Regions from separate parts of the Homo sapiens genome. Here regions 2 and 3 are each linked to region 1. A link is a contact called in ENCODE Hi-C or POLR2A ChIA-PET data. All regions are on one chromosome and are shown on one strand. Each heading gives the region's core, a stretch centred on a gene start or an enhancer-like site at or near the end of the contact. The rest is flanking DNA. Distances are from core to core; before and after follow the strand shown.

Region 1 (3,058 bases), core at 245-2,744:
CGAGGCCGAGGCAGGTGGATCACTTGAGGTCAGGAGTTTGAAACGAGCCTGGCCAACATGGTGAAAACCCCTCTACTAAAAATACAAAAAAAAATTAGTTAGGCGTAGTGGTGCCTGTAATCCCAGCTACTTGGGAGGCTGAGAATCACTTAAACCTGGGAGGCAGAGGTTGCAGTGAGCTGAGATCGTGTCACTGCACTCCAGCCTGGGCAACAGAGTGAGACTTGGTCTAAAAAAAAAAAGAAGAATAGATAGACTAGAATATACTGTAGAGAGATGGGAGGTGAGGGAGTAGAAAAACAAGCAAACAAGTTTGCTGCAAATGAGAGCTGAAAATTGGAGAGGTAGCAGCAGAAGAAAGTGGGGCCATGGAATAATAATATAAAAACAGGGCTGGGCATGGTGGCTCACACCTGTAATCCCAGCACTTTGAGAGGCTGAGGCAGGAGGAGTGCTTGAGACCAGGGTTTGAGACTTAGCCTGGGCAACACAGACTCCATCTCTACCAAAAAACAAAAAACAAAAAACAAAAAAAAAAAAACAGCAGGGCGTGGTGATGTGAGCCTGTAGTCCCAGCTACTCTGGAGGCTGAAGTGGGGAAGATGGCTTGAGTCCAGGAGTTCAAGGCTGCCGTAAGCCAAGATGGTGCCACTGCACTCCAGCTTGGGTGACAATGCAAGAACCCCATCTCTAAAAACAAACAAAAAGATATTAAAGCGTGTTTGTAAATTGAAGGGAAGAAGAAAGATATTTGTGATGCATAAGCTAAAAAAAGGGATAATTAACAGGGATAGAGTTCCTGAAAAGACTAAGATGATGAGATTCATTGCACAAGTGGAGGGATTAGCTTGGATGGCTGGGTCCTGTCCCCGCATTAACAGAAGTGAAGGTCAATTTCAGCACCTGTCATAATTTCCTGGGCCCAGTGCAAAATGAAAATGTGGGTCTCCTTATTCCAAAATTATTAAGAATTTCAAGACTATAACAGAAGGCCATGAAATCAAGCGTGGAGCCTTTCTAAGCCTGGGTGCTGTGCGACTGCAATTTGTACTCCCATGAAGCTGGCCCTAGTCAAGTACGCAGTGAGGTCGATGAGGAGGAGGCTGTCCTGTGGTAAGTCCCTTCTAGGATTGGAAGAGATGAGTAAGGCTACTTTCAGCTTCACTGCTCTACAAGCTGGGGGGGTCGCTAGCAAGGGAGAGGGGCAAAACTTGTCCCTTTTTAACTTCCAACCCTGCCAGATTTGAGTCCAGGGCTTTCTAGAAGTCTCCACGGCATCGGGTGACCATAGCAACTCATGCCAAACTCTCGGGCCCACGGCTCCGCCTACCGCTTCGTGGACGCGCTTGTTGATTGGCTCCGAATGTCGACCAATGGTCGGCGAAGCGGGTTGCTTGCCGCACGGTCAATGGCCGCAAACCGGGAGGAAGGCGGGAAGAGAGGAGGTGGAGGCGGGCCTGGGCAGCCGCGCGCGTGCGTGTTTCCGGCTCCGCTGCGGAAGGCGGACGACTAGAGTCGTTGGGCCCGGCGCGACCCGCAGGAGCGTAGAGAGCGCGGGACTAGAGTGCAGAGCTCCGGGACGTGGATCGGAGCCGGCGCGATGGGCGGAGAGCAGGAGGAGGAGCGGTTCGACGGCATGTTGCTGGCCATGGCTCAGCAGCACGAGGGCGGCGTGCAGGAGGTAACGGCCCGCGCGGCGTCGGCCCACCCGGCGGCCTTGGCCACGCTCCTTCCGCCCTTCTCTGCCTTCGAGGGCTGAGACCCACCCCAGCGGCTCGCGGGCTTCTGGGATGCCCCTACATTCTCACTGCGCCCAGCTTCCGGCCTGGCCACCCGCCAGCAGGTCTCACCCGGTTCGCATCAGTCCCGGGCCCCCGGCGCCCCTCAGTAGTAGCAAATTATCGCATCCCTGAGCTTAGGATCCCCCTTTAGTTTCACATATGCCCCCACCCCCGTTTCCACTTTGATGGCGGCTTCCAAGGAGCATCCCTTAGTAAGAACCGTCGCAAATATCGTGATTTGGATCCACCAAGGCTTGGGGCGAGCCGTCGAATGTGTGTGGTAGGGGAGCGGGCTGATGTTAGCACGTGGTCTTGTTAGGCCTTGAATGGGGGAATAGGAGGCCTGTGTTCACGATTAGTTTCCACCACCTACCAACTTGGAACCTTTACATCTCTCCAAGCCTGAGTTTCCTTATCTGTGAGACAGCTGCGAATACCGGTTTCCAGAGAGTAGTTAAGAACCGTAAGTTCTCAGTAATAAGGCTTTTTCATTCAACAAGTATTTGTCGTGTGATTGATGTGTGTCCCACACTCGACAATAAGGGCCAACTGTTACAGATTCTGGAGTTGGTTTTTTTGGAACAAACACAAAGTTAACGGTAGAAAAGTCTGTCAGGATCAGAACTCTCATTCTCAGAGCCAGAGAAGTGGCAAGGATTTGCCTAGATCATGCAACATGGTTCTCACCTAGACAGGTCAGTGTGCTTCCCAGAGTCCATGGCTGATTGTGTCTTACTGGAGGTAGGTTTCCATTGAACTTTCTATTCCTATGTAACCTAGGTGTCTGGTGACCAAGGACTTCTAAGCCCTTTGTGGTGGGGAGAGTGTTTCTCATTTGCAAGTGTGAAAAGCCTTCCTGTCTCCATTCCTCTAAACTGTTCGCACAAAACTGGATTTGGGAGCGAGTTCATTTTTGAGCAAATTGAAAAACTGTCTAGAAGCAAGAACGGAAACCATTGAGATATGTTCTAGCATCAGATTTAATCAGATTTAGACCCACTCTTGGGCAAATAAAGGGTTTGTGTGTGCTGACCTTGAGTCACCACTAGATTGTTTCATTCAGCAAGAATTTTACTGATTATGTACCTTTAGCCATATCTGGTGCCCAGCATTGCAGGTGGCAGACAGACTAAGCCATGGTTCATGGTTCCTATTTGTAAGGTGTTTACCCTCTGCCAGTGGGTCTCTTGCTCTGTGCCATACATTGCTAAAGGCCTCACCTCCTTGACCTCATGATCCTCACCAGGTCCCTAGAAATAGGTACTGCATCTTATTCC
Region 2 (3,058 bases), core at 240-2,739, 800 kb after region 1:
CCTCGGGTGATTCACCCGCCTCGGCCTCCCAAAGTGCTGGGATTACAGGCGTGAGCCACCGCGTCCGGCCGACCCAGGCTGGTCTTAAATCCCAAGGCTCAAGTGATCCTCTGGCCTCAGCCTCCCAAAGTGCTGGGATTACAGTTGTGAGCCATCCCGCCCCGACTCATGTACTGGTTTTGATTCTCACAATGACCTCATTGTACAATTGAGAAAAACGAGGCCGTGAGAAGTTCAGTGATAGATCCAAGGTCATGTAGTTAGTTGTGGAACAGTGATTTGGAAACTTTGCTTTCTGATCCTAATGATTAATGCACATCTTTGGGGGATCCTACAAGGAAGCAGCCAGATTTGGGTTCAGAGAGAGTAAATTTTTTTTGTTGAGGCAGGGAAATAGAAGCCATTAAGTCAGTTTTTAATTGTAAAAAGCGCACGTTGAGGTAAAACTGCAATTAGTCCTGTACGGGTGGTTGGCAGAGCCAAGAGTAACCTATGCCCAAGAGCAGCTACAAGGCAGGACTTGGATAGGTCAGCAGTGCAGGAAGCTTTGCCAACACCTCAAGAACAAGAAGTCTGTCATTCCTTGGGCAGCTCCTATACATGCCAAGCTGGAGCCAAAGAGAGGCAGGGGAGCCCGGAGGGCGTGGCTTGCCTTCCGGAAGTCAGGCCTCGTCAGGAATCACCAGGTGGTTGCTTGCGAGAGAAGCTGGGGGTGAAACCGGAGAAAACAAAGTAGGAAGCAGGTCTGGGCCAATTGCAGCCCACTCTGATGGGGGCCTGCAGGCCACCGGACGCCTGAATATCTGTCCAATCCCTCCTGGAAGGACTGCCATCTCTTTAGTCCCTCTTCCGCAGCATAGGGGTGCTCTCTCTGGGGCTCTCCTTTTCTCTCCTAAGGCCCACAGCCCCACAGTTCCCTATTTAGGTGTCTTAAATTGAGGACACACTTCTAAATTGTCCCTCAGAGTCTCGTCTCCTCCTTTGAGCGAGGCTGGGCGGGCTCCTCCTGCTCCGATTATGAGGAACTTCTTTCCCAAGCTCCCCACCTTCTTTGGGCTTGGACGGCTGCAGAGTTCCAGTTAACTGTGCGCCGCCTTCGTTCCAATTGTACCCCTCGTGCTCCCAGAGGGCAGCTCCATGGAAACCAAAACATCACAAATCCCCGAAGGTATCGCGAGAAGCGCAGATGCGCCTGAGGCCGTGGAGAGGCGGAGCGAGGGCGGGAACGCTGAGCAAGTAGGGCGGAGCCTAAGCTCTTCCGAGGTCCCGGCCGGGAGCCTGTCCCCTCCAGGTGGCGCCCCCGCGTGACTGCGCTTTACATAATCGCGGCCTGGAGCGTCACAGTGGCGTACTCCAGGCCAGACCGAATCAGAGTGGGCGAAAGCTCCGTGTTCCGCCCCTTCCCACTTGATCGACGTCAAAGCCCACCAGTGAGCGGGCGTCTAGAGTCGCCGTGCCCGCCCCAGCCCGCCCGGGTCCGCCCCGACCCGCCTGCGCCCGCCCGCCTGCCGCAGCCAGCAGCCTGCAGCCGCCGCCGGGTTGTGCCTCAGACTGTCAGATAAATCGGCGGGCCGGGCCGGCGGGTCGGTGAGCGCGGCCCGGGCCGGACATGGCGGCGCTCTACGCCTGCACCAAGTGCCACCAGCGCTTCCCCTTCGAGGCGCTGTCTCAGGGGCAGCAGCTGTGCAAGGTGCGCGGGCTGGGGCGGCGGCCGGGAACTGGGGACGCAGGAGGCGCGGCCCGGAGCTCCAGATTCTGTGGGGACGCCCGGCGGGGTCCCCGGAGCAGGGTGTGGCAGGCCCGCCAGGCTGAGGAGCCGCACCCACCCCGCTGGGGGCCGGCGGGGCACGTGCGGGAGCCGGGACCCGGTCCAGGCTCCCGCGGCCGGCGTGTCCGGGTGCTTAGCAACCGTGGGGATTGTTCTCGGACCCCGTGAGGTCGGGGGAGGGACAGCGGGTCCCCTGCTTGCCCTGACTGGTCGCCTTCGGGATCCCTTTGCGCTGCCTCCCCCGCCGCCGCGGTCTCCCTGGTGGGGACCTCCTGCCCCTCCTGGGACTGAACTCCAAAGTTGGGTGCTGCCTTGGAGGAATGTGTCGAACTCGGGCTCCTCACGGGCACTTTTCGACCAGTTTCAGAATCGGAGGTAGCAAGGCTTGATTTTTTTTTTTTTTTTAAGCATCTCACTTTTCGGCCAGTCTCAGAATCGGAGGCAGCAAGGCTTTATGTTTTAAAAAAGCCCCACAGTCAGGCTCACAGATCCGAGGGATCACTTCTCAGCATCCAGTTGGTGGTCTTCGGTCTTCCCTGACTAGCTGCTGATCAGTTTTTGCTCCTGAAGGTCCAACTTCTCTTTTTCTTTTAAGTTGCTTTATCCCACTTTTACTTTTTAAGTGACTAGAGGTGCTGTGAGGCAACAGTTAAAAAGTCACCAAACTGGCTGAAGAATAATGTTGAGGTTATCCAATAATCCAGTTTGTGTCTCTGATTTGGATAACTCATAATTGTCACTTTTGCCTCAGATGGTCATGACTTTCCATTTGCCAGTTTTTATATACCAGGTCTGGGGGAATGCAAGTGCTTGAGTGCCCTTTTTGGCCTCAAAATATGTATATATGATTTTAAGGAAGTTATGTATATATAAATAATAATTTTAATCCAGCACTTTCATTTCACAAGTAAACCGCAAAATCACACAGTGGCAGAAGAACCAGGCCTGGAATTCAGGGCTTCTGATTCCCAGTCTGGGACTTGTTCATATATATGTTTGTTTTACAATTTATGGCTAGTTCCATATAATCCATATAAGTTCTTACTTAACTCCCACATCAACAGTAGGGAAGTGATGCCAGTATTACAGAGGAGAAAAATAAGGCCCAGAAAGTTTAAGTGACTCACTCAAGCATAGTAGCTATGCTAGAAATAGTACCCAGGTCGGCTTCCTACTGAAGGCTGTTTCCATTTGTGACTGCCTTTTAAAATTATATCCTCATTTCATTTCAGGAATGTCGGATTGCACACCCTGTTGTGAAGTGCACCTACTGCAGGACTGAGTACCAGC
Region 3 (3,058 bases), core at 290-2,789, 690 kb before region 1:
TGAGTTCAAGTGATTCTCTTGCCCCAGCTTCCCCAGTAGCTGGGATTACAGGTGCCCACCACCACACCTGGCTAATTTTGTATTTTTAGTAGGGTTTTATCATGTTGGCCACAGGCTGGTCTCAAACTCCCGACCTCAAGTGATCCACCTGCCTGGGCCTCCCAAAGTGCTGGGATTACAGGCGTGAGCCACCGTGCCCGGCCAGGACTAACACTTTCTAGCTTTCTACCCTTCAGTCCATAAATTTATTCATTTAGACACCCTGTCTTAACATTTTTTTTTTTAGCCTTTACGTTAACAGAGGCTTCTGGTCCTAATTTCATATCATACCCAGGTTCATTTTCATTATCCATTAAATCTGCTATTTTATGTCTTCTATATTCTTATCTTAAAATACTAAAAGAGAGGACAAAGGATACAACCTTGGGGCACATCCCTAGGGTCTTTCCTCTAGAGTGACTTTTATTCAGTAATGAACTCACTTTGTCTGGCTCTTAAAGCTAAGAAATTATACAACTTTTTTTTTCCATACAACTTTTTTTTGGAGTGCAGGGGCACGATCTCGGCTCACTGCAACCTCCGGCTCCCTGGTTCAGGCGATTCTGCTGCCTCAGCCTCCCGAGTAGCTGGGATTACAGGTATGCGCCACCACACCCAGCTAATTTTTGTATTTTTAGTAGAGACGGGGTTTCACCATATTGGCCAGGATGGTCTCGATCTCCTGACCTCGTGATCCGCCCTCCTCTGTCTCCCAAAGTGCTGGGATTACAGGCATGAGCCACCGCGCCCGGCCTCCTATACAATTTTTTAGTATCTCTCCCTGCCAAGTCAGGTTTCTAGATACCCAGAATTTCACTATCTGAGATTCATTCCTTTGGCTGATGGTTCTGTTCTCCTTTCAAACAATTTTCCTGTCTGACTCTTCAAGCGCATATTAATGCAAATGGACTTAACAGTTCCTTTTCCTGTGGACCAAGTTTGGGGAGGGAGGCAGGACTGATCCTTTACCCTTCAACCTGAACCTTGGTCACAGGCTGACCACTGCGTCCAACCCAGACCAAGCCTTGACCCTGACTAGTCAGTGACCCAGGCCACACCCTAACTCCTGGTCACAACCTGAACCCCTGCTTCAGGTGTGAGAACTGATAGACCGGCGTTGGAATGGAAGGAGGGTGAGGCAAGCTGAGTGGGATTCTCGTGTCCCCAGCCCCGCCCGCGGGCCGCCAGCTTCCCAACCTGCACAGGCCCAGCAGGGCCCCTCCAGGTCTAGGTGAGCAGAGCTCCACCTACAGGTAAAACGCGGCAAGGGGCAGAGAAGGAGCCAAGTGGCGACGTGGTCATGCGCAGAAAGATCCGTCCGGCTCTCTGAGCAGAGGGTAGCGTGTGGGGGCGGGATACCGACGCGGCTCGGCTGCCGATTGGTCAGAAGAGGATAGAAAGGGGCGGGAAGCCGGCGCGGCTCGACTCCCGATTGGCCAGAGGCGGCAGAACGGGGTGGGGCCAAACGACGCGCGTTCTGTGGCGCGCGGCCTGGCGGGCGTGCAACGGCCGTTAGAGGAGCTGAGGGAGGGAACCACCGCTCACCGCAGACGTGGTGGCTGCAGTCAGTCTTCCCGAGTGAGGGATTTCGCCGCCCGCTTTCAGGCCCGTGTAAGTTTTCCTCCTTCGGGAGCCTCAGTCCTAGTGGCCGACCTTGCCTCTCCTCCCATAGCTCCGGCGAAGCCTCAGACGCTCGCGACCTGCCACCGTGAGGGGCCGGGGAGAGCGAAGCGCATGCGCCTCGGCTCCGAAGCCAGTGCCCCGGCATACGCCCTCTCGCGTCCCATTCCCCTCGCTTCCCCCGTTGCCTTGCTTTGCCGTCCGTGGTTCACCCCACGGCAGTCACTTTACCTGCGTGCCAGGCCCTGTGCCGATAGCCAGGGACACAGCGAGCGGCGCATTCCTTGCCCTTGCGGAGCGCACAGCCCTGGGAGTCGACGTTAAGCGGGGTAATCCCTCGGCGCGCAGTGAGGGTAGAGTGGAGAAATCTTACAAAGAGCGCAAAACAGAAGGCGCGGATCTAGTCGGAGAGGTCAGGGAGCCCTCCCCGAGGAGGAGAAGTTTGAGCCGAGATTGGAAGGCTGTGTAGAGAATTAAGGTTGTGGGACGGAAAGCACTTGGCGGGGCCTTACCCCGGTACTTCTCGGCCGGGGCGATTTTGCTTCCCTGGGGACATTGGTCGATGTCTGGAAACACTTTTGATAGTCACAGCTCCAGGGCTTGCTACTGGCATCTAGTGCGAAGAAGCCAGGGATGCTGTTACACAGCCTACTGTGTGTAGGACGCCCCCAACAACAAAGAAAAATCCCCCAAAATGTCAGTAGGGCGGAAGGTGAGGAAGCTTCCTTCAGCGAGAAGGAGCTGGTGCTTTGGTTGAACTGAAAGTTAGTGTGTTCAGGTTTATTTGTTCAACAGTATATTCAACGCTTACTTCACCTCAGTTAATGAGAGCGATCCTTTACACCAGTACATTCCCAACACGTGGCTCAGAGCCAGGCGCATAGTAGGCACGCAGTAAATTTCGGTTGATGAATTGAACACTGGGATAAGTAGGGGGCGGTGGTGATACAAGGACGATGAAGCTAGCCAGGCCTCATTTATTTGCCCTCAAACCTTGTCTGCTTTATAGTGATCTGGTGGTTTTGTATGTCTCACGACTTTTCTTTGTAAAGGCAACTTCTTGTCAAGGATTTGGCTTCTCTTTCACAAGGTTTAATGAATGATCAAGGCGGTGAAAATAGTGTAATGGTGTGAGATCCTTCGTGTGTCTGTGTCAGCTGTCTGTGTATCCCTTCAAATCCTCTCTTGTCTTGATGTGGTTCTCTTAACAGCTGCCAAGCATGATGTTCCACACTTAGATTGTAATTCTTTTTTTTTTTTTTTTTTTTGTGAGACGGAGTTTTGCTCTTGTTGCCCAGGCTGGAGTGCCGTGGCGCGATGTCGGCTCACCGCAACCTCCGCCTCCCAGGTTCAAGCGATTCTCCTGCCTCAGCCTCCCGAGTAGCTGGGATTACAGGCA

Evidence for each region. A loop is a pair of places that touch in the nucleus more often than their neighbours do. ChIA-PET counts read pairs that join two places held with the same protein, here RNA polymerase II (POLR2A). Pooled maps may share reads with other maps.
Region 2: a loop to region 1 is called in a pooled map, with 12 times the contacts of the local background. The contact joins the promoter of FAM76A here to the promoter of NUDC in region 1. A Hi-C loop is called at or near these places in 1 of 37 single-sample maps with no recorded cell type and 9 of 50 pooled maps. POLR2A ChIA-PET finds 5 or more read pairs at or near these places in 2 of 52 experiments (B cell and activated CD4-positive, alpha-beta memory T cell).
Region 3: a loop to region 1 is called in a pooled map, with 8 times the contacts of the local background. The contact joins the promoter of CEP85 here to the promoter of NUDC in region 1. A Hi-C loop is called at or near these places in 6 of 50 pooled maps. POLR2A ChIA-PET finds 5 or more read pairs at or near these places in 2 of 52 experiments (PC-9 and activated naive CD4-positive, alpha-beta T cell).

The regions. Positions count from the first base shown.
Region 1 is chr1:26,920,249-26,923,306 of GRCh38, forward strand. It overlaps NUDC (nuclear distribution C, dynein complex regulator), which reads left to right and starts at 1,495. Exons shown (of 9, transcript NM_006600.4): 1 at 1,495-1,681. The coding sequence starts at 1,601. RefSeq lists a silencer at 1,242-1,391 and enhancers at 1,522-1,641, 1,762-2,303.
Region 2 is chr1:27,724,472-27,727,529 of GRCh38, forward strand. FAM76A (family with sequence similarity 76 member A) reads left to right here and starts at 1,490. Exons shown (of 9, transcript NM_152660.3): 1 at 1,490-1,690; 2 at 3,001-3,058. The coding sequence starts at 1,610. RefSeq lists silencers at 834-1,476, 1,315-2,014.
Region 3 is chr1:26,232,661-26,235,718 of GRCh38, forward strand. CEP85 (centrosomal protein 85) reads left to right here and starts at 1,540. Exons shown (of 14, transcript NM_001319944.2): 1 at 1,540-1,650. RefSeq lists enhancers at 1,739-1,888, 2,209-2,268, 2,359-2,408.